Regions from separate parts of the Homo sapiens genome. Here region 1 is linked to region 2. Evidence: chromatin loops called from intact Hi-C (ENCODE). Cell type or tissue: heart right ventricle. All regions are shown on one strand. Links, peaks and the distances in the headings refer to the core of each region. The heading gives the core; the rest is flanking DNA. Region 1 has its middle 35 kb from the start of ECRG4. Region 2 has its middle 150 kb from the start of ECRG4.

The links. Peaks named below come from ENCODE experiments on the same cell type or tissue, not always from the same donor. Only the 100,000 strongest peaks of a DNase experiment are listed, where the experiment ranks them.
Region 1: it touches region 2 in a loop (1.9-fold over the local background); 7 of 110 quality-filtered maps call a loop at or near these places.

Annotation. Positions count from the first base shown.
Region 1 is chr2:106,024,432-106,036,303 of GRCh38, forward strand. No RefSeq gene overlaps it. Among named protein-coding and RNA genes, the nearest start is that of ECRG4, 35 kb to the right of the region's middle. In heart right ventricle, for the core only: no CTCF peak of the experiment used is centred there; a DNase peak (open chromatin) is centred at 6,390; H3K27ac peaks cover 4,699 bases.
Region 2 is chr2:105,914,259-105,926,130 of GRCh38, forward strand. No RefSeq gene overlaps it. Among named protein-coding and RNA genes, the nearest start is that of ECRG4, 150 kb to the right of the region's middle. RefSeq lists an enhancer at 817-1,066. In heart right ventricle, for the core only: a CTCF peak has its summit at 5,793 (motif pointing right); DNase peaks (open chromatin) are centred at 5,193 and 5,823; H3K27ac peaks cover 1,044 bases.

The DNA.
Region 1 (11,872 bases), core at 3,905-8,904, 110 kb after region 2:
TTCTACAAGGTAAAAGGTAGACGTAAGAAGTGTGTGAGGAGATGTGTTCTCCCTCCTGCCCTCCGCCTACACTAGCAGCTCAAGGAGTTCCCTGGTTTCGATTGCCTCATTCCCCACCCTGGGCTGTTCTGTCCCTCAGGCAGGGCCTTGGGGCCTGTGAAATCAGGGGCCCCAGGAGAATCTAACAGGTGGCTTGGCTGAGGGTGTGGAGTCAAGAGGGACCTATGGTGAAGGTTGGCTCATGGAACCCTAATTTAGCTCATAAGGGTCCTTCACTAAGCTCTTCTGACCTGACACTCTATTTCTAGATGTATCCTTCCCTTTCTAGATGCGTCCTTCCCTTTCTAGATGTATCCTTCCCTTTCCTTATTCTCTGTCTTTTTCTGGGATGGGGGCTGAGTTTGGGATGTTAGTACAGACAGTGTGATGGGAGAGATCTTTCTTACTTTTCCAATTATGTTCTCTGTCTCTCTCCCTCTCTGTCTCTGTCTGTCTCTCTCTGTCTCTCCTCTGTCTCTGTCTTTCTCCTTCTCTCTCTCCCCTTCTATGTCTTCATCTCTTTCTCCTCTCTGTCTCTCTCTTTCCCCATTTGCTATCCCTCTCTGCCTCTTTCTCTGTCTTTCTTTCTCTCTGCTTCTCTCTCTCTTCCTTTCTTGTTTTCTTTCTTTCTCAACCTCCTCTGGCTACAAATGAGATCTATACCAGATTTTAAATCCTGCCTTTAACTTTGTGATAAACCACTATTCACTGCTTTGAATTTCAGAAATTAGAAATATTGAGCATATGTCCCCGTAGGCACCAGGGAAAAGCATTTTCTTGTTCACAGAGGTGTCACCTCTTTTTCCTTGCAAAATTCTGCCCTGGAGCAGATCTCATGTGTGGGCCTGAATAAAAATGTGACTAGAAAGTAATAATATGGTCGACTTTTCTTTTTTTTTTTTCCTGATAAGTGAGCGTAGTACCCTTCAGTTAGGTGCTCTGAGAGCCTAAGCATTTATTCCAGTCCACTCCTTTCGGGACATTGAGTTTAGACTCTGCCTCATATTTTGGGGGCAATTCCCAGTACTAACAAATATTTGTCTTTGGGAGTGTTTTTATTTTTGGAACCAACCAAATGCTCTTTAGAGCCCTGGTGAAGGTGGGTGATCTGGCAGGACGATGGCACATTTGGTCAAAAAGACGAAGATGTGACTCTAGTGCTTCTCAGAAGAGGCTACACCCTGCAGGTGGAGGGAGGATGCATAGGAAGATGTGCAATATTATACCTTTATATTTGAAAAAAATGCCTCTTGGAAACTTAAAATAACATTAAAAGGAGGCATAAGAATTTTAGGTATGTGAAAAGGGAACTATCGTTTTTAAATGTTTGAGAAACTGCTTTAAGATAACAAAGGAAATATTCCTGTGTAGTCAGAAAAAGAGCTATGGACACAAGTTTCTGCAAGGGCTCAAGTACATTGCAGCAGCAGGTGGTGGTGAAGCTGCCCCACTCTGAAGCCTGGTATCAGACGCACAGGGTCAGGCAAGCAGGAAATACCAGGACTGCCCACGTCCCCTCACACAAGGTCTCAGCAGGCCTCAGTCCCACTGGGAATTTTAATGGAGCTTGTTAGCTAACCAGGGAAGCCCTGGAGGAGGCCAACCTGCGATGGAGAAGAATCTGGAAACCTTCTAATCTTTGGAAGAACTGAAGCCATTCATAATGTGTGTCTTTAGGAGAGGAGGCCCGTGGGATATTGGCCAGCTGCCTTCAAATATTTGACGGGTTGATGTGAAAAAAAGCTTTGACTTATTCTGTGTATCTCATGGGGGAATACATGAAAAAGAAAGAATGTCCTTTCTTTTTCTTTTCCTTTAACCTGTTTTATTTCAAAAAGGATCAACAGCAACTTACTTACAAAGATTCATATGACCCAACAAGACAAAATGAAATCCCAGCATCTAGATAATAAAATCAAAGTAAAGAGAAAAGAAAGGTTGGAAAAAGACATGAAATAGAAAGGCGATTAGGACACAGAAGGATGTGGTTAAGTGGGTTATAGGTGGGGCTCTAATGTTTTATGATAGTAGAACTAAGTCAACGAATTAAAGAGGGTTGGGCTTGGGGATAAAACTAGGAGAAATTTCCAAATTCTCATTGTCCAGCCATGGGAGAGGTCACCCTGGGTGTGGAAAGGTCCTCAGCATTGCAAGATGACCTGACTTGGCCTCGAATTATGACTATCAGCAACTGGGAGGGGAATCCCATCCTGGAAGGAAGACAGGCTGGGCAGAATGAACTCCCAAGTTCCACAAAAATCGTTGGTTTAGGAATCAGTCTCATTACTGTGTACATTGTGATGGGTTCACAGCCACAGTCAACTTACCATACATGGGTCATCTGAGTGTTGTTGAGGCAGAAAAGATGTTGTATTCCTCAAAGGACCTCCCCTCAATTCCTTTCTGAAACCCATAATCCCCAAGGCAAGTACTTTAATTCCCTGAAGAGAGATAAGGATGGAATGCAAGACCTAAGGACTCACAACACATTTTTAAAAGTTACACTAAGTTGGAGGTGACTGACACAGAGACCTTCCAAAGAGCAGAGGCCATGGGAAATGGAAAAGGCATGTGGCTGCTGGGCCCCGAAGGAGCATCCTTCAGAGCTGCCCCAATCTGATCTCCCATGCCACCAGGATACTTCTCGTACCTGGTCATGGGGACCCTGTTTTTACATGAGAAAATATGGTTTTCACAGTATGGAGATTCCCCAAAGAACTAAAAATAGAACTACCCTTCAACCCAGCAACCCCACTACTAGGTATCTGCCCAAAGGAAAAGAAATCATCATATCAAAAAGACACCTGCAGTCATACATTATCACAGTGGTAGCCACAACAGCAAACCATGGAACCAATCTAAGTGTCCGACAATGGATGATCGCATAAAGAAAATGTGGTATAGGCCATGCGCGGTGGCTCACGCCTGTAATCCCAGCACTTTGGGAGGCCAAGGTGGGCGGATCAACTGAGGTCAGGAGTTCAAGACCAGCCTGGCCAACATAGTGAAACCCCGTCTCTACTAAAAATACAAAAATTAGCTGGGTGTGGTGGCACATGCCTGTGGTCCCAGCTACTCGGGGGGCTGAGACAGGAGAATCGCTTGAACCCAGGAGACAGAGGTTGCAGTGAGCTGAGACCTTACCATTGCACTCTAGCCTGGGCGACAGAGCAAGATTCCATCTCACAAAAAAAAAAAAAAAAAAAGAAAAAGAAAATGTGGTATATATACACCATGGAATAACTTTGTAACCATAAAAAGAATGAAATCATGTCTTTTGCAACAACATGGATGGAGCCGAAGGCCATTACCCTAAGTGAAATAACTCAGAGGCAGAAAATCAAATACTGCATGTTCTCACTTTTAAGTGGGAACTAAACAATGGTATACGTGGATACACAGAGTGGAATAATAGGCACTGGAGACTCCAAAAGTGGGAAGGGTCAGGGTTGTGAGAGTTAAAAAATTACCTACCGAGTACAGTGTTCGCTCTTTGGGTGATGAGTACACTAGAAGTTCAAACCTCAGCATCACGCAATATATTCGTGTAACAAAACTGCACTTGTACTCCTGAATCTTATTAAAATAAAAGTAAATAAATAAACATTTTTTTAAAAAGAAAATATGTTTTCAGTGTTTCAGCAACCAAGGTGTATGCCCCATGGGTCACTGGATGTGACTAGCGTTTCTTTATTTAGGGTACTACCCAGGAAGGCTGAACATGGCCACCTTCAACGTCTGAATCTCTCCAACAACACAGTGAAAGGTTTTTTCCTTGTCTGTCCTGGTCGAAAGAGGAGGCATGGCTCTCCTTAAAGGTGTGACTTGGACCTTGGTTTCCACTATCTTTTGCGCCTCCATCATCACTTGGCCTCTAGGCTTGCCACACAAGAGGATAGAAGGCGTGGCACAGTATGGCCACACCTCTGCTCACACCTCTGTGACCTATTTCCTGCCATAAAAGTTACTATCTCACTAGCTGGCTCCAGCCTTCTTGGAGAACCAACTCTCCTGGTTAACTGCTAAGGGAAGGTGAGGTACAGAGGGCATGGGTGTTGGTGGGAGACCAGGCAGCCACAGAGGTGGCCCCAGTGCTCTGGCTGGAGAAAATGAGAGAAGTTTTGCCTTGCTTCTGAAAGGGAGGAAATAGTGAAAGGAGTTGGCCTGATCTGGTGAACCTGGGGCTTTTCAGGGCAGGGTGAGGGTGCATGATGGGGGAGAATTGCCTGGTGGAGCTTCCAAAGGGGTTTGAGGACATGTACATCTCAGGTTCTATGGAAACTTGCTTGTCTGCATTGGTGTGATATAAGCAATCCTGTTTCCTCCAAATCTTCAGCAGGGTTTATTACATACAAAATTACCACCATCCTGCCAGGTTCCAAGTTGTAAGCAACAGAAACCTATTCTGGCTAGTTGAGGAGCAAATGCATTTGGTAAAGGGTATTAGCTGGATCGAAGAACTCCTGGGGACCAGAGAACTGGGCTGGAGACTTTATGGTAAACGGTCATGCCCAATTCACCCCAGAATGGGCCCGGTGGAGCCCACACTGTGGTCATTTCTAGCATAGATGCTGCAGTATGCACCACCATCTCCTTGGAGGCAGGCCTCCAAGGCCACCTCTGTGGCTGCCTGGTCTCCCACCAACACCCATGCCCTCCGTACCTCACCTCCCCTTAGGGTTAACCAGCCGAGTTACTTCTCCAAGACATCCGGAGCCAGCTGATGAGATAACCTTTATGGCAGGATATAGGCCACCTTGCCTAAGGTCCTGCCACTGCTCTCTCTGAAACCTGTGTGTAGCTGCCACCACCTTCACCAGTGTCACTACCCCTGATTCAGGGTCTCTGGTGATTTCATCTCTCTGTTTCCCTGGGAGACTTGCCTGAGCCCTGGAGGCAAGAGAGGCTAGCACAGCAAACCAGCTCCACAGAGACTCCCAGGTGTTCAAGGTCTCAAATCTAGGAAGGCTGGATTAAAATGCATGATAAATATCTGCTCTGTGACTCTATGTGGAAATCAAAGAAGAAGCTGTATTTTTTTTTCTTTTTAGTCTGAGAAGAACAGAGATTTGGGACCTGACAGTATATGAACAGGAGAAGGAGTAAATCCTGACACACCCCACCACTCCAATTTTCCCAGCAAAAATCTTGGGCAGGGTGTGGACATCCACAGATTGTAGAATGAGGTGTTAAGCATACTCTGACCTACATCTCATGGAATAGATGGGTCCAGGTGCTGTAATCTGATCAACCCCCTTCCAGTAAGAAAATGCCTTAAAACTTCCCTTTGAAAATAAGAAAACTACCTAGATAGAAGAAATTATCCCAGCCATAGGGAACTAGGCAGCATATTCTGTTGCCTCTTATCAGAGTCTGGCCCTAACTGGCTGTGTGTCTGCAGGCAAGCCATTTAGCCTCTCTGGGCTTCTGTTCAATGAAGGGCTCTGGGGGATTTCTATCTATTATTTTGCACTCAGCATTCACAGTTTAGTCCATTCACTTCAGGGAAACTTTTTTCCTGTACTTTTTTGAGATATAATTTATACAAAGTGCACAATGTAGTGTACAGCTTGATGACTTTTTAGGCGCACACACACACACACACACACACACACACACACACACCCCTCATGTAACCACAACCCTGATCAAGATATGAAACATTTCCCACATCCAGAATGTGTCTTTGCGTTTCTTCCAGCCAATACCCCACACTCCAGGTTTAACCACGGTTCCGACCTCTATCACCATGGCTTCGTTTTGCCTGTTCTTGAACTTCATATAAAATAGAATCATACAGTGTACTTTTGAACGTCTGGTTTCTTTCATATATAACATGATACTTTGAGATCCATCCGTGTCATTTTAGGTAGATTTTAAAAACTGCAATTGAAAATTCTGGAATAGAAAATTATTCCTGGCTTTTAAAAATAGACATGCCATGTACAGGAAGGATGGGGAGATTTTCTAGGTCAGCAGAGGGTGCAGCGTTGTCTCCTCTGAGACCGGAGATCTTGATTCAAGCTGCAGAATGTGATTCTGTGGCTGATCCAAAGATTTTATGAACAGTGAGTAAGGCAAGGAGGAAGGGGAGAGGGGAAAGAGCGGGAAGGGAAGGGTGGGTGAGGAAGAAGGCAGGGGTGCTGGGGAGCTGCGGGAGCTTGCGCTTCCTTTTCTGGCATCTACTGTTCTCTCAGATCAAGTACAGTTGTGTAAACAGATCTGTGCCTGGAATGTAAGGAAGGAGGGAGGGGAGCCAAGTAAGTCAGAGACTGCTGGAAAACAGGAAGAACTTGCCTGAAATAGACTAGCTCGTGCCTTCAGGATGGGACTCCTGGAGAAGCCATCAGGCCTGTGAATCAGGCACAGCACAGTAGAAGCACTACCTGGCATTGTGCTGTCCAGGCCTGGGGTGGCACTGTCCCTGTCCGGGCCCCTGTACTAAGTAGTCGAGTATTAATGGGCTGGCAGAGCAACTAGCCAAGCAGAGGCCCCCGTGGCTTAGGGGCTCATCTTTACTCAGCGAGATGAGTGTGGGACTGGCGGGGACTGTCCCTTCCAGTCCCCACTCGTCTTCCCCTCCCACTCCACCCCCAGCCAGCTGCTCTCAGCATCAGGGTGTTGAAAACTTGCATCACACTACATGGAACGTTGTAATTGTGAAATAGTTCATGAGAGATGGAAGGTGGACTTTTACCTTTGAATCTTTGTTCATAAACAAATGGTGCTGTACCCAGTGGGAATTCCACACCATCTCCCAATGCATCCCATCAGTAACAGGTTTTTGCCTCTTTACCTGCGTTTCTCTTAACTGTGATTATTATTTTTTTGAGATAGGGTCTCACTCTGTCACCCAGGCTACAGTGCAATGGCATGATCTCAGCTCACTGTAACCTCTGCCTCCTGGGCTCAAGCAATACTCCTGCCTGAGCCTCCTAAGTAGCTAGGATGACAGGTATGTGCCAGCACGCCCCACTAATTTTTGTATTTTTTTTTGTAGAGACAGGGTTTCACCATGTTGTCCAGGGTGGTCTGAAACTCCTGGGCTCAAGCAATCCACCCGCCTCAGTCTCCCAAAGTGCTGGGATTACAGGCGTGAGTCACCATGCTTGGCCTAATTATTTTAATGAAGTATTAAAAAATTATTTTTTGCTCTGACGAAAGCTGATCTTGTATTCTCCCCCATTCTCTGTTCACTTTATTATTTCCTTACAGGCCTTAAGCAACTGGACACTTCTGTTTACATACTAACAAAGTCCATGGATTCAGGTACACTGAGGAATCAGTTGCTGCTGTTTCCATTAAGACTTTTGGCCTTGAAAAAATATCTTTTAAAAAAATAATTTAGACTTTTTTTTTTTTTTTTGAGACAGAGTCTCGCTCTGTCACCCTGGCTGGAGTGCAGTGGCCCAATCTCGGCTGGCTCACCACAACCTCTGCCTCTAGGTTCAAGCGATTCTCCTGCCCCAGCCTCCAGAGTAGCTGGGATTTCAGGCATCAGCCACCACGCCCACCTAATTTTTTGTGTGTATTTTAGTAGAGACGGGGTTTCACCATGTTGTCCAGGCTGGTCTCAAATTCCTGACCTCAAGTGATCTGCCCATCTCAGCCTCCCAAAGTGCTGGGATTACAGGCGTGAGTCACCACACTCGGCCGTAATTTAGACTTTTATTTTAGATTCAGGGGGCATATATGCAGGTTTGTTATATGAGTATACATGTGTGATGCTTAGACTTGGGGTACAATTGATCCCACCATCCAGGTACTGAGCATAGTACCCAATAGTTTTTCAACACTTGCTGCCTCAGTTTCTTCCCCAGTTTCTATTGTTGCCATTGTTTTGTCCATGAGTACCCAAAGTTTAGCTCCCACTTATGAGTGAGAACATGTGGTGTTTGGTTTTCTGTTCCTGTGTTAATTCACTGAGGATAATGGCTTCCAGCTGCATCCATGTCGCTGCAAAGGACACGTAAAATCTTATCTTTAAAAAAAAATGTCAGCTGGGCACGGTGGCTCATGCCTGTAATCCCAGCACTTTGGGAGGCAGAGGGGGGGTGGATCACCTGAGGTCAGGAGTTCGAGACCAGCCTGGCCAACATGCTGAAACCCCATCTCTACTAAAAATACAAAAAAATTAGCCAGGCATTGTGGCGGGCGCCTATAATCCCAGCTACTAAGGAGGCTGAGGCAGGAGAATTGCTTGAGCCCCGGAGGTGGAGGTTACAGTAAGCTGAGAACATGGGCCACTACACTCCAGCCTGGGCGTCAAGAGTGAAACTCCATCTCAAAGAAAAAAAAAAAGCAACATCAAATCCAGGGCCAGTGAAAAATTGTTTCCAAATTGGCCATGCTCCAATGTGGATTTTTAAAAGTGGAATGAACAACAATGGGACACAAGTATACATCTATTAGAATGGCGAAAATCCCAGAAGCTGACAATGGCAATTTCTGGTGAGGATATGGAGCAACAGGAAGTCTCATTCACTGCTGGTGGGAAAGAGAAATGGTACAGCCACTTTGGAAGACAGTCTGACAGTTTCTACAAAGCTAAGCATACTCTCACTATATAATGCAGCAATTGCACTCCAAAGTATTTACCCGACTGATGTGAAAACTTATATCTGCACAACAACTTGCACTCAAATGTTTATAGCAGCTTTATCGATGATTGCCAAAACATGGAAGTAACTGAGATGTCCTTTAACAGGTGAATGAATAAGCAATCTATGGTATATCCATACAATGGAATACTATTTAACAATTAAAAAGGAATGGACCCTCAGTCCAAACAACAATGTGGATGAATCTTGAATGCATATTGCTAAGTGAAAGGAGGCAGCATGAATAGACTGCATACTGTATGATTTCATTTTATGATATTCTAGTAAGGGAAGAGTTACAGAGATAGAAAACAGATTTATGTTCATCAGGGGATTGGGGAAGAAGAGGGGAGGAATAGGGAAAGCACCCAGAATTGTTTTACAGCCGTGAAATTATTTCATAAGGCACTGTAGTTGTGGAGACATGACACTATGAATTTATCAGTTGGGAGATTGGTAATCCCAGGATGGAATCCAGCCTGTGGCAAAACAATCTAACTGTATTACAATGTGGCATAACCTCACTGAAGGAGGCAGGAGAAAAGGTGATGATCTGAGTAACTTGGAAATGAGTGGAGCCTGCAGGACTAAAGACAAAAGAAACAATACAGAAGTACTATACTCCAGCTGATAAAGTTGTTTCTTATGTGCTTTGGGTTAACAATTTTGATACTTCTCTACATGTATACTTGGATTAAGACTATTAGTAAAAGATGATGGATGGTGGGAGGCAGGTTTCTCTCTATTGGAGTAAATGGTTACAGAAAGCCAAGGGAATGCCTAGAATGAACCATGTGGTTCTCTGTGTGAGACATTAGTCTAGACTCATGTTTAGCTTAACGTAGATACAGATCAATAATTATGGAAATAATTCTGGATATGTGTGCACACACAGGTAGACCCACCCTCATATATTTCCAAACTCTGTCTGCTGAAAGGGCCTAGAATCAATGAACCCTGGTAATGACAAGCTAACTCATCACCCTGATTTTGGTTTCTAATGCCATTAAAGGAACCAGAGCTCCTTGGAGAAATGGCTGAGTTTAAGACTGTGGTGGGAAATGCACCTGGAGATGAACTTGGAACCTCTTATAATCACAGAAGATAAGAAGGACCTCAGAAAACAAAAGCATGTGGCCGGGCGTGGTGGCTCAGGCCTGTAATCGCAGCACTTGGGAGGCCATGGCAGGTGGATCTCTTGAGGTCAGGAGTTCAAGACCAGCCTGACCAACATGGTGAAACTCTGTCTCTACTAAAAATACAAAAACATTAGCCGGGTATGGTGGGGGATGCCTGTAATCACAACTACTTGGGAGGCTGAGGTGGGAGAATCACCTGAACCCGGGAGGCAGAGGTTGCAGTGAGCTGAGGTTGCAGTGAGCTGAGATTGCGCCATTGCACTCCAGCCTGGAGTGGGTGACAGAGCAAGACTCCATCTCAAAACAAACAAACAAAACAAATAGAAAAACCCACAAAAGCCTGGGATTACATCAAAAGAACACAGGAGCCAACAGAAAGGGCTCCCAATGGCCAAACCCAGAACAATTTGAGCAACAAAGTAAATAATGTAATTTGGATTATAACCCAAAGTATAAAATAACAACAACAGTGTGTTTGTAGTTAGATAAATAAGGGATTGAATAGCTAAATACACAGGGTAGAATAGACAAAACTCCTATTCAGAATTTCAAATAATTTATGTAGATACTTGCTTCTCAAAGAGGTGGGACATAACTTCCCACAAGTAACTGTACGCTGAGCCTAGTGACTTCCTTCCAATGAGTACGGTGTGGAAAATGTCAGGGTTGAGACGGAGACTGCCTCAGCCAGGTCATGAAGACTAGCATCAACAGCGACAAGTCATGCTGATGTATGGACTCTTGATGTGATGCAGTGAGAATGGCATTTTACTTCTGAGATCTTCCTCCCAAAATCCTAACCCCAGTCTAATCATAAGAAACATGTCAGACAAAAGTAAATTGAAGGACCTTCTGCAAAATACCTGACCAGCACTCCTTAAAACTGGAGAGGTCACCAAAGACAAGCAAAGTCTAAGAAACTGTCAGAGCCAAGAGGAGCCAAAGGAGACACGACAACTTAATATAATATATCCTGGATGGGATCCTGGGACAGAAGACAGACATTATATAAAAACGAAGGGGGGGCTGGGCAAGTGGCTCATGCCTATAATCCCAGCACTTTGGGAGGCTGAGGCGGGCAGATCACTTGAGGTCAGGAGTTCGAGACTAGCCTGGCCAACATGGTGAAACCCCATCTCTACTAAAAATACAAAAATTAGCTGGGCATGGTGGCAGGCACCTGTAATCCCAGCTACTCAGGAGGCCGAGGCAGGAAAACTGCTTGAACCCAGGAGGCGAAGGTTGTAGTGAGCCAAGATCACACCATTGCACTCTAGGCTGGGCAACAGAGCGAGACTCCGTCTAAAAAACAAAACAAAACAAAAACGAAGGGAATCTGAGTAAAGCCTGGACTTAATTAATAATAACTACGCGTCAGTGTTAGTTCATTAATTGTGACAAATGTGCTATAGGAATGTAAGATATTAACAATAGGAGAAACTGGGTGTGGGGCTGTAAAAACTCTCTGTGTTTGCTTTGCAACTTCCTGTACATCTAAAACAATTTTAAAATATAAAGTTGATTTAAAGTGGAATGGATAAATATAGCTAACATTTATGCCAAGGTAAAGAAAAATTTTTTTCACCAGAAATTCTCTGAATTGTGTCAAAAATCTAACAATGAATTTGGAAGATGTGTTTGATGAGTGCTTCTGGAATCCAGGCTGAGCCTCCATGCTCCCTACTGCAAAAGGCGAAACCTCATCCCCTAGATATGAGATAAAAAGAAGGATATGTTTTGTACAGGATAAGTTTTGCTCATGAAAGGAATGCAAATAAGAATTGGGAGAGGGAAGGCCCAGGAAGTCAAGCGGAGAGTGGTAGGAAAATTGTGATGAGATGTGAGAAACCTTCCTTCTTCAGCAAAGCCTCCTTAATCAATCAAACTCTTGGTGGGTGTGAATTTTTAAAATTTTAATAGAAAACTGATGAAGAGGCTGAGTTTTGCATTGGGGTAAAGAAAGAGGAATTTAAGAAGTCAAAACTTTTAAGCCATTTTATTTAATAAAGACCTACAAGGATTGAAGTTTTTTGGGAATTAACAGAAATACTCAGTAGGGCAACTCAACCCTGGTCCTGGGATGGAGGATTTCAA
Region 2 (11,872 bases), core at 3,579-8,578:
GGTTATAAGAACCTTCATGGAGGTAGGTAACCCAGCTCTGTCCACCTCAACGGCCTTATCTCGCCAACCCTCCAGTCATAAGGTTTTATTTTCAGACACCTGATCTTGCCACACTCTCCCTTCTGCCTGGAAAGTTGATCTTTCTGTCTCCAATTACCACTCTTTTCTACCTAACTCCCATTTGTCTTCAAGACTCAGTTCAGGAATCTCCCACCTGAGAGACTGGATCCACTCCTCATTTTGAGCTGCATACTCCTCCCATGTGTGATCCCCCATAGATCTGTGCACATTTTCATTGTAGCATTTACCACACCATGCTGTAATGTATGTGTTCCTCCCATAGATGATGAGCTTCTTGTGTGAAGGACATGTCCTATTTGTGTATGTAACCCCAGAGAGGAGCACAGCACCTGTCATAATGTACATGGTCAGTAAATATTTAATGAATAACTACTTCCAGACATAGGGTCTGATGCCATGAAGCCCTACTGTAGCTGGAAGAAGACGTGATACTGTCTGCCTGAGATAGGTCCCAAGCAGGTTTCTGCGGCCCATCTTCTTTGGTGGTTTATATCTGCTTTTACTCAGTCAAGTTCTTTCCTGCCTGTCATCAGAGCTACATTTCTTGCTTTCTAGCTCCTGCATTCAAGATGAGTCCAGGCCATATTGTCAGCACAGTCTTGATTTTAGAACCCCAGCCCCAGCAGTGTCTACTACTTAGTCTAGTTTATCCACAGGTGCCCAAGGCACTGTGTGTGGAACACAGGGTGGTGGCTTGTGGGTGCTTCTGACTCCAGACTGACAAGTTACCTAGATTCTACCTGTCACTTGAGGTAGGCTGTGGTAAACAAAAGTAGCATTCAACAAGCAGGTGACCAAACGACCAATGATTATCAAAACCTAAAGAAAACAGTCTAAAAATAGAAGAACTGACAACTGAGGAAACAGAGCTAATTCAAGAAACACTCACTTGAAAATGAATGCAACTAGTATTTTCAGATTTGAGAGAATGCTGATTCACAAAATGGAAGAAGCATAGCAGATGGAGTGGCTGCTGGCATCTGGAAATGTTCTTGACCTTAACAATGCAGAAGAGAAACTACAGATGAAAAGTTAGTCAGTGAAAAGGGGAAGACTGCTGAAGAAAAGCCCAAGAGAGCCTTTCCGTAGTTGATAAACAGTGGCTAAAAGTCTAAGTAAGTTGCCTAGAGTTAGCAAGGTAACCTATAGAGAAAGAAAAGAGTGATGTGAGAAACTGAAAGGGTGGGAAAGGGGAGGTGAAATGTGGTGTAAATAAATGAAATCCTCACCCATCTTAGCAGAAATCTCATGTCCAAAACAGATAGATCTAGAAATAGGCCAGTTAATTAAAGACATAGAAGCACCTATAAACTAAGGTTGGGAGATAAGGAAGATGAGAGTGTTTTTCCCCTTCAAATGTATTTGAATCTTCTGAGTCTTCTCACAATAAAAATGGCTTACCTGTGTAATAAGAACAAATAAATGTATAATGAAATACAAGTACATTTGCATTATGCATACATGTTGCTACTATAAACCAAAAAGTACCTGAGACAGGTCTCAAACAATTTAAAAGTTTATTTTGCCGAGGATAAGGACATGCCCAGGAAAAAGGAACACAAAGCCACAGGAACAGTCTGTGGTCCATGTCTTTTTCCAAAGATGATTTTGGGGGCTTCAATATTTAAAGGGGGAAAGTGGGCTGGAGGGGAGAGAGGGAGGGTATGGTCACGTTATTGAATCCATGGGTTGCAAGAGAAAAGGGGCCAGGTAAGGTGGCTCATGCCTGTAATCCCAGCACTTTAAGAAGCCTAGGCGGGTGGATTGCTTGAGGTCAGGAGTTCAAGACCAGCCTGGCCAACATGGTGAAACCCTGTCTCTACTGAAAATACAAAAATTGGCCAGGCATGGTGGTGGGTGCCTGTTATCCCAGCTACTCTGGAGGCTGAGGCAAGAGAATCACTTGACCCTGGGAGGTGGAGTTTGCAATGAGCCGAGATTGTGCCATTGCACTCCAGCCTGAGTGACAGAGCGAGACTCCGTCTCAAAAAAAGAAAAGGAAAAAAGAGAAAAGGAGCAGGTAGGGGAATAGTCAATTAGATATTCCTCTCATGCTCAGTAAATTGGCACTTTATGTAAGGATAAGATGAACATAGAGTAGCTACCTGGGAAGCTACTTTTTATCTGTAGCTATCTGCTTAGGAACAAAAGGAAAGGTCTTGCATTACTCCACTTTCAGCTTAGTTTTTTCCTTTTGGCATCGTTAATTGGGATCCCAAGATTTTATTTTCCTTCGACACTGCCCATGTAAATTCAAGTATGCAGGCAGAGAGAGCTGGGGAAGGAAGGAGAATGAGAGAAATGACATTGAAATCCTGTAGTGGAGGTGACTCCACTGCTCCTCTGCTGCGGGCATGGAATTTGCCTCCAGGTGAGTGTGAGGGAGGAAATGGAAGCCCACTCTTCTCTTACTGGGTCTCAGATGTTTGCCACACCGGGTGGGATCTTGATGCTTAGAGATAAGAGTTTTAGTAAAACATGGTGTCCTAAACACAGCCTTTAGGGCGCTAATAGCACTCATGGTCCTCAATATCCAGATGTTGAGTGAGTGGAGACCTCAGTGATCTGACATTGGCTTCTCACAGCAGAAGCACTTTAGATTTGTGCCTAGGTAGTATTTTAAATTCCTCTACCTAGATTAACTGTGAGTGACTGTGTTTACCAGTGCTCTCTGCAGCTGGCTTCATTAGGGGCAAGCAGAGAATGATTGATTCTCCCACGGCTCCTTTAAACTCTTTCCTTCTTTCCTGCCTGTGCATGAAATCTTGAGCAAGTCTCCCAATGTTTTTGGCCCCTTCAAGCACAAAACCAGTCTTGTTTCAATAATTGAAAATTCCCATACAACAGGATTCCAAAATCTTGTCCAGCTGAAAGTGACCCCATCTTAGGCCTGTGCTGGCTGGAAACCTGCGACAGCATGGCAGCTCCTTCCCTGCTCCTCACCTGCCTCCCCACCTCCCTCTCACTGCAATGGGCTGGAAAGGGGCAGAAAGGCGCAGTGTGTGGAGGAAATGCCTTTCCTGACTGGTTCTTTTGTAATGAGGATGTGGATAGATGTGCAATTGCTGGCTGTTCCTCCCACAAAGCACATTGGCCAATGCTTGGAATCCCCCTGCTGCGACATGTGGATCACGTCTGTCCTCTGTGTGGCTCTGTCTGACTCTTCCCATGGCCTGTGAGCTTCTGCTGGAGGCTTCCTCTGTCCCAGACAGTCCTCCTTGGTGGGATCCCCCTTATGATGACCCCAGGCCAGGTCCTCTCTGCAGGGTCCCTGACTGCTCTCCAGAACGCATCACCCTCCATGCAAGTGCACGTGCACTGTTCTCAACCCAGCTGGGAACCCACTATTTCCAACCTAGCCTGTTTTCTTCATTCTGCTCCTACCGAAGAGCTGCTGTAGCCCTTAGGCTTAGTAGGTGGGAAACAAAAGTTTCTCTTCATCCCAAACTCTAGGCAACAGGATATCCAGCTCTCATGAAGTCCAAATCACTTGTCTTGAGGGAAGGGGAAGTACTTCCTCTCTGTGGGGTATGGGCAACCCACACATACTCCCCACCGCCAATCTCTTCCACCAGAACCTGCTCTGAGGCCTTGCTGGGTGACACTGGCAGGACTGGCTCCATAGTCTCCATGCACTCTGCTTTAGGGCACAGCACCCATCGTTCTGCCTTGAGAGATGAGCCCACCACGTTGTCCTCAGCCCTGGGGGCTCCTGCCAAAAGTGAAAGATACAGAGTCCCAGTTTACATCCTGTTACACCCTGAGAGTTTCCCCCGGAGTTTAGTCCTCAAATAAATCCACTAGTAGTGGAGCCTCCTTATTTAAGATACTTAGGTTCAGACTTGTCTGTGAAAGTGTAATTGGAGGTGAGGCAGAAATGGGTTTGTATGAGGGCTCCTGACAGAACGAGAAGGAAGGAGTGGGGGTGGGGGAGGAGAAAAGGAAAAGGAGAGCATCATATCTGCCTGAGAACGGTCCCCACCCTCACACCATGGGTTCCCATCTGAGCTCACTGGGGGACGCACATGCTGAAGAAAATGGCATCCCTATACACACAACGGGGCCGGAGTAGTGGGCACAGGCAAGAAAGGCCTCCCTGGAAGAATGCAAGGGATCCACACAGATGCACCCAATGTCTCTGGAAATGACTGGGCAAGACTTTGAGTGAAACTGGAGACCTGGCATTAATGAATGGGATAAAGCTAGAAAAACCAGAGTTATCCTTGATAATGTCACAACATGGAGTCCACAGGCTGGACAAACCTGGGACCATGGAAGCTATACTTTTAAGATCTTAATACAACGTTCAGTTAAAAAACCCTTCTGCTACCTATTTCCTTTAGAATACAAGATGCTAAGACCTGGAAAGCACCCCTTGCAACATCCATGTTTGACACTTTGGACAAAAGGGTTGGCTGTGCAATTCTTAGGACCCTCATCTCTGTCTGGACATTAGTGCCTCGCTATGGCCTGTGCCAAAACATGCGGTAGCGATAGCACACCCGTAGTAGATTAACATAAGTCATAGCCGTTCAGAAATTTCACCTCCTGCAAAAATGCGTTTAAGCTTTTCTTCAGGGAAGGCTGAGCTGTTGGCCCCAGAAGACTCTCAGCTGACCTAAACAACCCTTCTTTTTTATTTTCAAACAGTCTTAAATAGGTTTCTGCATGTGATGACAACAGACAAAAAGATAAATACAGTACATTGAAATTATTCATCTGGTTAAATATTATTGCAATATCTTGAGACTTTGCTAACTTCTCCTGGAGTTCAGATTCTCAGAGTCCTTTGTGTGAACCTCCACTTAAAATGCACAGCAATTGTGCACCTATTTGATAAACTTCCTCCTGTCACTTTCCGACACACACTGGCCATCAGTGCAAGCCAGTGGCTGAGACCGGCTCTTCTTATGCTGTGCTGTCAGCCACAGCCACTCTGACCATAACCCTGGGCCTCCTTTCTGCAGAATAGATTTGCACAAAGACCTCTCTCATAGCTGTTTCTCTCTGTCCCTAGAGGTCCCTGGGCTACGTCCTTGGGTTGGAACCCAAGCCAAAGCTAAGTGCAATGACACAATTGAGCTATTGTGTGAGCTGTAAGTAGAGGGAGGATGGCAGGGGCCCAGGGCTGACTCACCAGGCACACCTGCCTGGTCTGGCCTTCAGGGATCCCAGAGGGTAGAGACTGGGCCTCCTCATTCCAGGCCTTCCACCCCCAAGGGGTTGGGGACATCTCTTCTGCCTCCTCCTACTGTCCCCTGCTGCATTTCTCCTGGCCTTGTCTTCTCTCTACCTATGCAAAGGCCCAGAGGCCAGGCCCTAGACACAGTAGCCCCAAGCCACACCAGTTCTTCAGCAGCTGTGAGTGGAGCAGGAGCCCACACCCTACCTGGAGTCTGAGGTTGGGGATAAACTGGCTGCTGGCCAGACACTGTGTAACAGGGATGAGCTCCTTTCAGCCATTCATGAAACCTTCAGCCACAGCATTTCTAGCCAGATTAAGAGGCTGGGCAGCTGGGCAGCAGCCTGGGGGTATTAAGTGGAGCCCAAGAATGCTGCTCACAGAACTAGGTCCCCTGAAGTGATCCCTGGAGGAACCAGAAGTTTGAAAGGGTTGAGACCAGGAGCAAATGCAATAACACAGATGATGTCCAAGAGGGGAAATTATGCAGAGGAGGGATGGGTGCTGGCTGGGGACCTGAGATGGAGTAAGGTACCAGGCCCTACCACCAGGAGGCAGGCTTTTGGGGGAAAGTTCCAGAAGCAACTTGCAAGAAGATGGGAACCAGGCCAGAAAGTACATTCTTGGGGATCTCAGAGCAGATTTGAACTTAGTTTGCAGGCATGGCTGGTGCAGCTCTCTGCAGACTCAAACTATACAACATGAGTCACACATAGCTACTGAGCATTTGAAATGTGACATGTTCAAATAAAGATATGCTTAAGTGTAAAACCTATACCAAATTGTTAATAAAATTAAAAATGTAAAATATCTCATTAACAAGTTTTTATATTGATTACATGTTGAAATGATATTATATTGGATATATTGGATGAAAACATTTTTATTAAAATTAATTTCAACCTCTTCCATTTCACTTTTTCCAGTGGGTCTATCAGAAAATTTAGAGTGACATAATTGAGTCAGATTATAATTCTATGGGATAGTGCTGGTCTGGGCTGTTCACTTGCCTGAATTCCCAGGTTCCCCCAGCAGGGTACCTCCATATCTTTGTAACGCTGTGCAATACTCTTCTTAGAATATAGTGTATCTGCAAAAAGAACTAGGTGCTATCAGACAAGAACAGCTAGAAAACAAAAAAGATCTGTTGGATATTAAAAACAAGATGAGTCTATTAATAGATTTATTAGAATAATTGGGCATAATTTTAAGGTCATCTTCTATAATGGAGAGAAAAGATAACAAAATGATAGGAGATGCACTAAAAATCAAACCATTAGGAATTCCCATCCCCCAAAACAGGGAAGAAAATGGTGGAAAGAAAATTATCAAAAGTCCTGGGAGATAGAGGAAGGGCACACAAGGGAAGGGCCAAAAGTGAAATCCTCGTCTGTTATCATGGAAAGTCAATTAAAACCTGAGAAAGGTCAGTCTAATTGTATCCTTAGGGCATTTGGTCTGGAAGTGACTACAAGTGCTGAAAGTGGTGGTCTCTAAAGAAAGGGAAAGTGTTGGCATTACGAATTGGCGAGAAAGAGGCAGACTACTTAGCCTAGAGTGGGTGATCCCTAACCCTGTTTTTTCTTTGTTTTTGGTTCTTGTTTTGTTTTGTTTTTTGAGACAGGGTCTTGCTCTGTCACCCAAGCTGGGGTGCAGTGGTGTGATCATGGCTCACTGCAGCCTCTACCTCCTGGACTCAAGTGATCCTCCCACCTCAGCCTCCCAAGTAGCTGGGACTACAGGCAGTTTGCCACCACTCATGGCTAATTTTTGTAGTTTTTGTAGAGACAGGGTCTCACTCTATTGCCCAGGCTGGTCTCAAACTCCTGGGTGCAAGCAATCCACCTGCTTTGGCCTCCCAAAGTGCTGGTATGTGCCTGAGCCACAGCATCTGGCTTTCTTTCTTTTAAAGACAGTTTTGGATTGTGAAATATACCTACAAAGTAGTAAAAAATTAAATGCACAGTTTGACATATAACTCAAACACCCACATAATGGCCACCCAGGTCAACAAATAGAGCATTATTAAGTTTCCAGAGCCCCTTGCCCATAAATTTCTTCCCCACCCAAGAACCATCCTTCCCTCCAGATGTAACCACTATTCTGACTTTAAAATAATCATACTCTAAACAGACAACCTACAAAATGGGAGAAAATATTCACAAACTATGCATCCAAGAAAGGTCTAATATCCAGAATCTATAAGGAACTTAAACAATTTGACAAGCAAAAAACAAATTTAAAAAGTGGGCAACAGACATGAACAGACACTTCTCAAAAGAAAATGTACAAGCAGCCAACAAACATGAAAAAAGTCTCAACATCACTAATCATCAGAGAAATGCAAATCAAAACCACCATTACTGGTGTATAACCCAAAGGAAAACAAATTGTTCTACCAGAAAGACATATACATGCGTATGTTCATTGCAGCACTATTCACAATAACGAGGACATGGAATCAATCTAGGTGCCCATCAATGGTGGATTGCATAAAGAAAATGTGTTACATATACATCATGTATGACATGGTCTGTGTCCCCAACCAAATCTTATCTTGAATTGTAATCTGAATTGTGTGTTGAAGGAGGGACCTCATGGGAGGTGATTAGATCTTGGCAGTGGGGGTTCCTGCATGCTTTTCTCATGATAGTGAGTGAGTTCTCACAAGATATGATAGTTTTTTAAGGACTTTTCCCCCTTTTGCTCTGCACTTCTCCTTCCTGCCGCTCTGTGAGGAAGGACATATTTTCTTCCCCTTCCACCACGATTGTAAGTTTCCTGAGGCCTCCCCAGCCATGTGGAATAGTGAGTCAATTAAACATCTTTCCTTTGTAAATTACCCAGTCTTGGCCTGTTCTTTATAGCAGCATGAGAATGGATTAGTACAATGGAATACTATGCAACCATAAAAAAGAGTGAAGGCATGTCATTTGCAGCAACAAAGATGTAGCTAGAGGCCATTATTCTAAGCAAATTAATTTAGGAACAGCAAACCAAATACTGTATGTTCTCAGTTATAAAGTGGGAGCTAAACTTTGGGTACACATGGACATAAAGATGGGAACAATAGATACTGAGAACTACTAGAGGCAAGAGAGAAAAAAGGACGCAAGGGCTGAAAAACTACCAATGGGGTACTGCGCTCACTACATGGGTGTCAGCATCATTTGTACTCAAAACCGCAGTGTCACACAATAACCCCATGTAAAAAACCTGCACATGTATTCCCTGAATCGAAAATAAAAGTCGAAATTATTTTTAAAAATAAAATACTGCTCTTGACTCTAATAGATTTATCACCTGTGTATGCAGTGTAGTTCAGCTGAGTCTATTTTTAAATAATATATAAATGGAACCATACTGTGTTATTTTGCATATGTTTCTTTCCCTCCACATTCTATTAATAAAAACCCTCTGGGTTTGTGCCTGTCTGTGTGTATGTGTGTGTGTGTATGTGTCTCTCTGTGTGTGTCTACATCATTTTTGTAACTGAATAGTAAATCTATTGTGTTAACATATAAAAATGCATTTATTCTCTCTACTTTTGATGACTCTCTCCTGATTACTGGAAATGAATAGTGTATCTAAAGCTTAGTGTGCTTCCCCAAAAAGTTGCCTGGCAAAAAAAAAAAAAAAAAAAAGAAAGAAAGGAAAGAAAAAAAAAAGAAAGAAAACTGAAGACAGAACAAAACTTTGAAAAGTAGGGAACATTTTGCCAATTTTATTTCAGGGAATTCACTTTAGTTCAGACAGTAAAAGTGACCTCGTAAGTGAATTTTTTTCCCATACCCCAAGCTTGTATAGACTGGTGGTTCTGGCTTAGCAGGCATCAGAAGCCCCTCAAAAGAGTATTAAATAAAGAATGCTGGAGGCCACCCCCACAGTTTCTGACTCAGGAGGTCTGGGTGGAGACCTAAAAATTTCATTTCTAATAGAAATCAAACTTTGCAAACTACTGCTGTAGACAATTCCTGTGCAGAAACTGAGAGGCATCCTAAAGAGGAAACATCAAATAAGAAACAACAGCATGCTCATTTTTGTGTCAGAAAAGTATTTTAAAGACTCCTAACCTGAAAGCTCATTGGCATCAGAATAGTGTTCTTGTCTGTATGAAAATGAACTTTCAGGCTGGGCGTGGTGACTCATGCCTGTAATCCCAGCACTTTGGAAGGCCGAAGCAGGTGGATCACCTGAGGTCAGAAGTTCGAGACCAGACTGGCCAATATGGTGAAACCCTGTCTCTACTAAAAACACAAAAATTAGCCAGGCATGGTGGCTGGGGCCTGTAATCCCAGCTACTTGGGAGGCTGAAGCAGGAGAATTGCTTGAACCTGGGAGGCAGAGGTTGCAGTGAGCTGAGATCGCACCATTGTACTCCAGCCTGGGTGAAAAGAGTGAAACTCCATCTAAAAAAAAAAAAAAAAAAAAAAAAAAAAGAACTTTCAGTAGAGCTAAATCAGATTTGACTGAGGCAACTAGATGGCCTATTGCACTCAGTTTCTCAATCTATGACCATATTGTCTCAAAAGATAATACATGGTAATAAAAAAATTAGTTCATTCACTCTTGAGATTTCAGTGTTATTTCCCTAACTCAGTGTATTATAGGAAAAGTCATTAATGAGGATCCTTATTTTAAAATTTGATTTGAGAGATTTTAGCAAGATGTATTTGCAATCTCCTTACTAAGCTCATTAATTCTAATAGCTTTTCTGCAGACTCCATCAGATTTTCTCCATAGAGAATCATGAGGTCTGGGAATAAAGAGGAGATGGTGCTACCAGAACCTGGGAGCTGGGCTCACCCGGCAGAAACTAAAGTCCATGCGGACTCCAGGAGATGGAAACAAAAGGAACAGCTGCCGCTGCTGCTGGAGATGCTGCCCAAGGCTCTCCTCAGCCTCCCACTAGACCCTCCCAGTGGCCAGGAGCCGCTGCCTGGGGCGTGGGAAACAGCCTGCAGAGCCTGCCACAGGACGGGAGCCCACAAAGGGCAAAGTGGAGAAGGGAAGCAAAGAGGCCAAGAACCAGCATGGATATTAAGACATCAGGGCTGTAAGGGAGCAATTGCAAAGACTGGGAAGGGCCACTGGTGGAGTGGAAGGGAGGCCAGCTGAAGGCAGATGAAGGAAACCTTTCAGGGATGCAGGGCGAGCCACAGTGAGGCTGAGCAGTGACCACTGAATTCAGCAACACGCAGGTTGGTGGTGAGCGGAGGGGAAACCTGATTGGAATCTGCTAAGGAGACTGCGGGAGGAGAGAAACTGGAGCCAGAAGTACAGGAGCTTCTACTGAGGTTGTGCTGCAAAGTGCAAGAGCTGTAAGAATCAGCAAGGTTGGGAGAAGTTTGCCTGTGTTTAAATTAGGAGAAATCATCCATGTGGAGGCCAGTGAGAATGGTCCAAGAGTCCTCCTCAAATCACTCAATACCTATGCATTGTGGTTAACCCTCAAACAACATGCAGGTTAAGAGCACTCACCCCTTGCACAGTTGAAAATCCCAGTAAAACTTTTCACTCCCCCAAAACATAACTACTAACAGCCTAGTGTTTACTGGAAGCCTTACTGTTGGGAGAGACACAAGGTCAGACATAATCAGGTCCATGCCCATTTGTGTCTTTCCCCAAGGTCAGGCCTTTATTGATGCTATTTCAGTCATAAAAGCCACAGGCTGCATGGAGTTCCCAAGGAGGCAATTCTCCGTACCACTTCGTTCCCTCAGGAGTCAGGGCTACAGGCTCACAGGCTCAAGCCACTCCACAGGTCAGTTGATATCGCAAACCATACCTAGTAGGATACTTAATCAATATATACACGTTATAGATTAAACATTCCACATCAAACAGAGCAACATTTAACATCAAGAGAAAAGGGGATAGGAAAGCGGTTAATTAATCAGTCCAAGGACAGTGACATGGACAAGGAGAGGGTCCTGGGCAGATCTAGGTGCACAGCAGCGTCTTGTAAGGGAGAGCCCTCGATTTGGACAGAGCCCTCAGTGACAGATGCCAGATGCTGATCACGAGTGATAGCAGGATGGTATTTCATAAAACAGCGGTGTCCAGCTGGTGGACTCCTGCTGTTTTGTAGCCCTTGAGTCCTCTGGCGAGGACTGATTGATAATAAAGAGTGTGTCTGGCTATGCTCTGGCCATAGAGACAGTCAGGTGCTGTCTCTATTGATTAGGGGAACATCTGGTCCTGTTGTCATGATGCCTTTTGAAATGTAAGATGGAGTCTTTTTCTAAGATGGACTTACTTATGTCACAGGTGCTCTGTACACTTTACCAATAACATAAACAGTGCATTACCCATATTTTGTATGTTATATGTATTATGTACTATATTCTTACAATAAAGTAAGCTGGAGAATAGAAAATGTTATTAAGAAAATTATAAGAAAGTGAAAATATAGTTACTATTCCTTAAATAGAAGTGCATCATCACGAAGGTCTTCATCCTCATCATCTTCATGTTGAGTACACTGAGGGAAAGAGGAAGGAGGGATAGGTCTTGCTGTCTCAGGGGTGGCAGAGGTAAAAGAAAATCCATATATAAGTGGACCCATGCTATTCAAACTCGTGTAGTTCAAGGGTCAATGGTATTGTG